2 separate regions of the Homo sapiens genome follow, and region 2 is linked to region 1. Evidence: chromatin contacts called from ENCODE Hi-C or POLR2A ChIA-PET data. All regions are on one chromosome and are shown on one strand. Each heading gives the region's core, a stretch centred on a gene start or an enhancer-like site at or near the end of the contact. The rest is flanking DNA. Distances are from core to core; before and after follow the strand shown.

The links. Hi-C counts contacts between places; a loop is a spot of excess contacts on that map. ChIA-PET counts read pairs that join two places held with the same protein, here RNA polymerase II (POLR2A). Pooled maps may share reads with other maps.
Region 2: a map of CD14-positive monocyte shows a loop between it and region 1 (2.5-fold over the local background). The contact joins two enhancer-like sites. A Hi-C loop is called at or near these places in 33 of 168 maps with a recorded cell type or tissue (B cell, CD14-positive monocyte, CD4-positive, alpha-beta T cell and 23 more), 1 of 37 single-sample maps with no recorded cell type and 7 of 50 pooled maps. POLR2A ChIA-PET finds 5 or more read pairs at or near these places in 3 of 52 experiments (CD4-positive, alpha-beta T cell, CD8-positive, alpha-beta memory T cell and OCI-LY7).

Annotation. Positions count from the first base shown.
Region 1 is chr3:15,556,360-15,559,169 of GRCh38, reverse strand. No RefSeq gene overlaps it. Among named protein-coding and RNA genes, the nearest start is that of COLQ, 36 kb to the right of the region's middle. Within about 2 kb of position 1,414, at least 9 of the 41 ENCODE cell types and tissues checked have a DNase peak (open chromatin) inside an H3K27ac peak, as active enhancers do; they include CD14-positive monocyte, where a contact is called at or near this core.
Region 2 is chr3:15,439,826-15,442,635 of GRCh38, reverse strand. It overlaps EAF1 (ELL associated factor 1), which reads right to left. Exons shown (of 6, transcript NM_033083.7): 6 at 23-2,810. Among named protein-coding and RNA genes, the nearest start is that of EAF1, 14 kb to the right of the region's middle. Within about 2 kb of position 1,560, at least 3 of the 41 ENCODE cell types and tissues checked have a DNase peak (open chromatin) inside an H3K27ac peak, as active enhancers do; they include CD14-positive monocyte, where a contact is called at or near this core.

The DNA of each region.
Region 1 (2,810 bases), core at 165-2,664:
AAAAATGGGCAAAGGGCGTGAATGTACAATTCACAGAAAAAATATAAATGCTCAGTAAAAGCATGAATATGAATATGTAAGTTATACTGAAAATCCCTTTTTTTTTCCTGGCCTATCCACTTGGCAAAGAACTTTCTAAATTAATCTGAATTTTGGTGAAGTGGAAGTGAAAATGGAGACTCCTATGCTGCTGATGGAAGTTGAAGTTGGTACATTTCTGTAGAGTAATTCTAGCATTGCAGGTATTTGGAGTCTTAAAAATGTTCATACCGCGTAAGTTTTGACCCCGTGAGCTTTTTTTTTTTTTTTTTCAAGACAGGGTCTTGCTCTGTTGCTCAGGCTAGAGTGCAATGACATGATCACGGCTCACTGCATCTTTGACGTCCTTGGACTCAAGTGATCTCTCCATCTCAGTCTCCCGAGTTGCTAGGACTACAAGCGCATACCACCATGCCTGGCTACTCTTTTATTTTATTTTTGTAGAGACAGGGTCTCACTATGTTGCCTAGGTTGGTCCCAAACTCGTGGGCTCACGCTATCCTCTTGCCTCTGCCTCCCAGAGTGCTGGGAATATAGGCATGAGCCACTGTGCCAGGCCCCATTGAGCTTATTTGGGAATATATCCTGAAGAAATAATAAAATATTTGGTCAAATATTTATATAAAAGGCCATGTAGCGTAGTTTTATTTAGGAACAATTCCAATGTTTAATAGTAGGACATTGGTTACATAAGTGATGGTCTATCATCATAAAATAAAAATTGTATTATTTATTAATTGAAAAATAATCACAATACAACGTGTGAAAAGGGCAAGCTACAAAATGAAATGGAGTGAAGTAAGGAAATAACCATAATCATGCATACCTGCTTGCTTACAGAACAGAGATGGGCACAAAATAAACTAAAATTGTAATACAACTTGGTAGATGGAATTGTAGGCAATTTTTATTTAATTTTTTCCTTTATAGAATTTTAAAAATAATTATGTAATTTTTATTATCAGAAGCAGGCACTATTTTAAAAGAATATTTGAAATGGAAAAGCATCACTTATTTTCAGGGTCATTCGTGTTTTTTATCTGCAGTTTTACATAAATTGAAGCATAGGACTTTATATCAAAATTCAGCTTGTTTGCACCACCCATATCAGACTTGTCTACACTGGCTAGTTTAGGCACAAGTGACCACCATGAAGTGGTAGACTTCAGTTTTAGGGGTGAACCCAGAAGATACTGTGACTTGGCCCCTGACAGGCTCGTGGAAGCAGCCTCATTTCTCAGGTATTCTTATGTCCTGCACAGGAGGAAGAGACTATGAAAAGGAGCATTCAGACTGGATAGTTCATGTAACCTCATCAGTCTCCTCCCACTCTGCCTCCGGACACACCTCTGGCAGCCGAATGCAATATAAGATTTTGCCATTAGGTGGTGTAGAGGGCTTGATTAATATTTGTAAGTTGAACTGTGTAAATTTGTTACTAAATACTAGATAAAATTTGGGGAAAATGCCCCTTTCCTAATCATACTCTCAGAGAAAAAAAAAATGCTGACAGGTTATTAGACTGTCCAGCAGAGGTCAGTCTAAGTGTATAAAGACCACATTAGTCCAGGGGCACTAATTGACAGAGTCCATTGACTGCTTATTTAGTAAAAATGATCTTGAAATTAATCTCCTCATAGAAGATTTTCCTTAGAAGGATAAAATATTGAAAATACCCCTCTAAAATGAATCTATTGGTTGATAGATATTTGATAGAATATTTTGTAGCCCCTAGTTTAATAATGAATTTCTTATGTGATCCTATTATATGTGTTAATAATATCCAATTGCCTCATAAAAACTGAGCTTCGAAAGATTATGGCAGTTTTCTTAATTTAGAAAAACCCAGAATCCAGGGTTGAGGAGATGAATGGGAAATGAGTTTTATTATTATTATCATTATTTTGAGACAGCGTATTCTTATGTTGCCCAGGCTGGAGTACAGTGGCACAGTCATAGCTTACTGCAGCCTCGAACTCCCGGGCTCAAATACTTCTCCCACCTCACCCTCCCAAGTAGCTAGGACTACAGGTACATGCCACCACAACTGGCTAATTTTTAAAGTTTTTTGTAGAGATGGGTCTCACACTGTTGCCGAGGCTGGTCTCAAACTCCTGGGCTCAAGCTGTCCTCCCACTTCAACCTCCCAAAGTGAAATGGTTTCTTAGGTTACTTTCTCTACTAATAGTCTTTCCAGAAATCTTTCATATTTCATGGGGTTATTTGGGGATTCAGAAAGCCACCCAGAAGCTCCTAGCCCAATGCCTGGCATATAAAAGGCACTCAATAAGTGCCACTGCATTTTAGGAAGGTGAGAATTTAGAGAAGAGAACACCACTTGGAATCCCTGCTTAGCGGTGAATGTGAAAGTAGACATAGTGGTTTCCCTTTTCTCAAGTGACTGGGTCTTACTTCAAGTAAATTAGACATTTCCTGGAGATCAGGGGTTGTGTATTTTCACTTCTCTATATAGCCATAGTACTCTTTAAGAGTTCACTAACTACGTGTTAAATGGGAACTCATGATGGTTAACAATAGCTCAGTGGAGATGTTCTACAGTTATTTCATACATGCTACTTTGAAGTAGCTCAGCTTATTTTGTGAAGTGAGTGTATGTGCCATAGGGAAAAAAAGTCTCAAATCCATTGCAAGAAAATGGTAGGACTTTTGGACACTGAAGGAAAAAGAAAATGAAATGGAAAATTATATTTAATCCCAAATTGTTTTTGTTCCTTTATTTTCAAGACAGTTAGGCAGTGGGGAAGCAGTGC
Region 2 (2,810 bases), core at 311-2,810, 120 kb after region 1:
TGAAACCCACCAAGACAAGAAATGTGTTGCTGACCTTCACTTTTATTTAAATATAGTGATCTTTTAAGAGAATAAACAAAAAATACTTTACACAGCAAATATTTTACATAAATGTAAACATGCATGTCTACTTCATAATTAAGCAAAAAAACTTTTAGGCACAAGATTTTAAAAATAAAGAATGAGACAATGAAACCAAGACTGGAATAACAGAAGTAACAAAAACTCACATTTCCTAACTCTTCAATTGGTCTTGTCTTCCAACCTATTGGTTAAGGCCTGAGTTTCAGAAATCCTACCTTCCTTGCCAAATAGAAACATCCACTTTGGCTGTATATAACATTATCCACATAACACACTAATTCTCTTTCAAAATAATGTAATAAATATACCATTCATACACACACACACACACACACACACACACCCTGCTGAACCAGCCTCTCAAATAGGAAAATAAGGATTTTGGAATTTTCAAGTTTTCCTACAACCAAAGCACATACACACACATTAACACCTTACATAGAAAAAATGATTCTGCTACAGAAATAAAATCGTTAGTGAGTGGCATGATTACAAACCTCTAGTTCATTTGTATTAAGTTTCTTCAATCACAACTTTACTAAGGCTTACTAAGCGCCTCTGACACTTCAGATTTAATTAAGTTTTTCATCTCATCTAAATGACCCACAGTACAGTAGACATTGTACAGCACAAAAAAAAGGCAATTTTAATAATTCAGTTAAAGACTTCTAAATCATGAAAGTCAGCATGGATACTTTCAGCTGTCTCCAAATGCCTGGAATGTTTTCCTATGTCTATCCTCTGCACTTCACTGGCTGGGTAGTCTTCTCTGCCTTCTACCCCACCAGGCTACAACCATTTGAATGTCCATTCCTGTGGATACCCCAGGGAGGAGATGAGAATGACAGTCCCTGCTTTTTTTTTCCCTTTTTCTTTTTGTAGAAACAGGGTCTCGCCATGTTGCCCAGGCTGGTCTCAAACTCCTGGACTCAAGCAATCCTCCCACCTCAGCCTCCCAAAGTGCTGGGATTACAGGCATGAGTCACCACAGCCAGCCCAGTACCTGCTTTTAAGGAGCTCATACCGACCAGAGTTCAAGCAAAAAAAAAAAAAAAAAAAAAAGGTCAGTATGTACACACAGGGCACTCCATGTGGGTTGAAAAAAAAGACAAGAGTCCACAAAGATGGTACCCACAGAACCTCAAAAGTGGGGTATGGAGGGAGAGAAGGAGAATGAGAGAAGGCACAGAGGCAGGAAGAACAAGTCCGGTTTGGCTGGCAGGAGGGCATCTGTGAGAAGCCATCTGTGAAGCCAAATTCTTGATTTCTAAAAAGAAAAGATTGCTTACTCTGGTGGGTAAAGCTGGAGGGCAGAGGGCAGAACCACCAAAGGCTTTGTGCAGAGAACAAAATTGAAGCCGTGCTAGAGAAAAACCATACAGTGTTGGGCAGGACAGATGACAGGACAAACGGTCTGAAGCTCAGGAAGCTTGACTCACCAAGCCAGTGCCACGTGCAAGCATTTCCTATAGAAACACGTCTTGACCCAACATGCCAAAAACCATAGTTCTGTCTACAGAAATCAAGGCTTTCAGAAAAAAGTTGGGGAGGAGAGAAAGAGAGAGAGGCTTAAATAGATATTTTTAGTTCAAGTTCCTGGAACCTGCCCCAGTTTGAGCAAGTTAAGAGCAGTGAAACAATTCCTACATCCAGTAACAATTCAAGTCTCCTGATCATGACCTTGTGAAACCTTCCCTGAGCTGTCATTACCAAGGAATTATAAAGCAATTATCAATCCACTATAAATAAGTTCCTACCTGCCATTAAATCCACCAAAATCTCATGATGGGCTGAGAGCCCAGCACGGGGTCCTAGCGTAGACCTATTACCTACACTAGGGTAGGTGGTGTGAGCATGCTGCTGGGCAGTGGCTCTCTGGGCTCACTATGATGATGAAACAGTTGACTCTATGAAGTTTAACTCTAATGAAAGCCCCTATGACAGACCACCTATTTCCTTTCTAAGTCCAGACTGCTTCCCCTCCACTAGCTGGGGAGGGAGAGGCCATATGAGTGGAGGGACCTGTGGAGGAAAAATTATTATTACTACCTTGATGTCCGCTGAACCAAAGTGGATGGAAATTTCTCAGGACATATTCATCCAAACTACAAAAACAGGTTACTCCATACTGATTACAGGATGATTTATCACACATTCATTAAATATAGAACATTGACTAGCAACCAGTTTCCTCCAACAACAGATCCATTTGGAAATGGCACACTGTAGAAGGCAATCTTGTGACTTCCTTCTAGTTGTATATAAAAAATACAAATCGGTCAGGGAGTCAGGTACAAAACAGTGGTACAAAAGCATGAATAGATACGCCTTATCAAAGAATGTGCTCATTTCATATTGCAGAACTTCTATCTAGATTCTGATTTTTAGAAACTTACTGCTGGTTCATTTGTTCGGAGAGGTTTCTTCACACCTCTCTTCCACTCCTACCTCCCCTTGCTAAAATCCACTGACTGAAGAATACTTAGTATGGATCCACATGGAACCAAAATCCCCAACTGAATGGAGTCACATGCATCAGCACAGTGGCTACCGGTTTCATCTGCTCACCCAGCCTCATGTATTTAGGGACTGAATTCAAGCTAGAAGCACCCAACACTTTTGTCTTTTGGAATCTAATCCAAGTGCCAATGTACATCTAAAAGTCCCATGTATAGGAATCTCTTGATTCCTACAAATGAGATTCAAGGGAGAGAACAGTGAGGAAA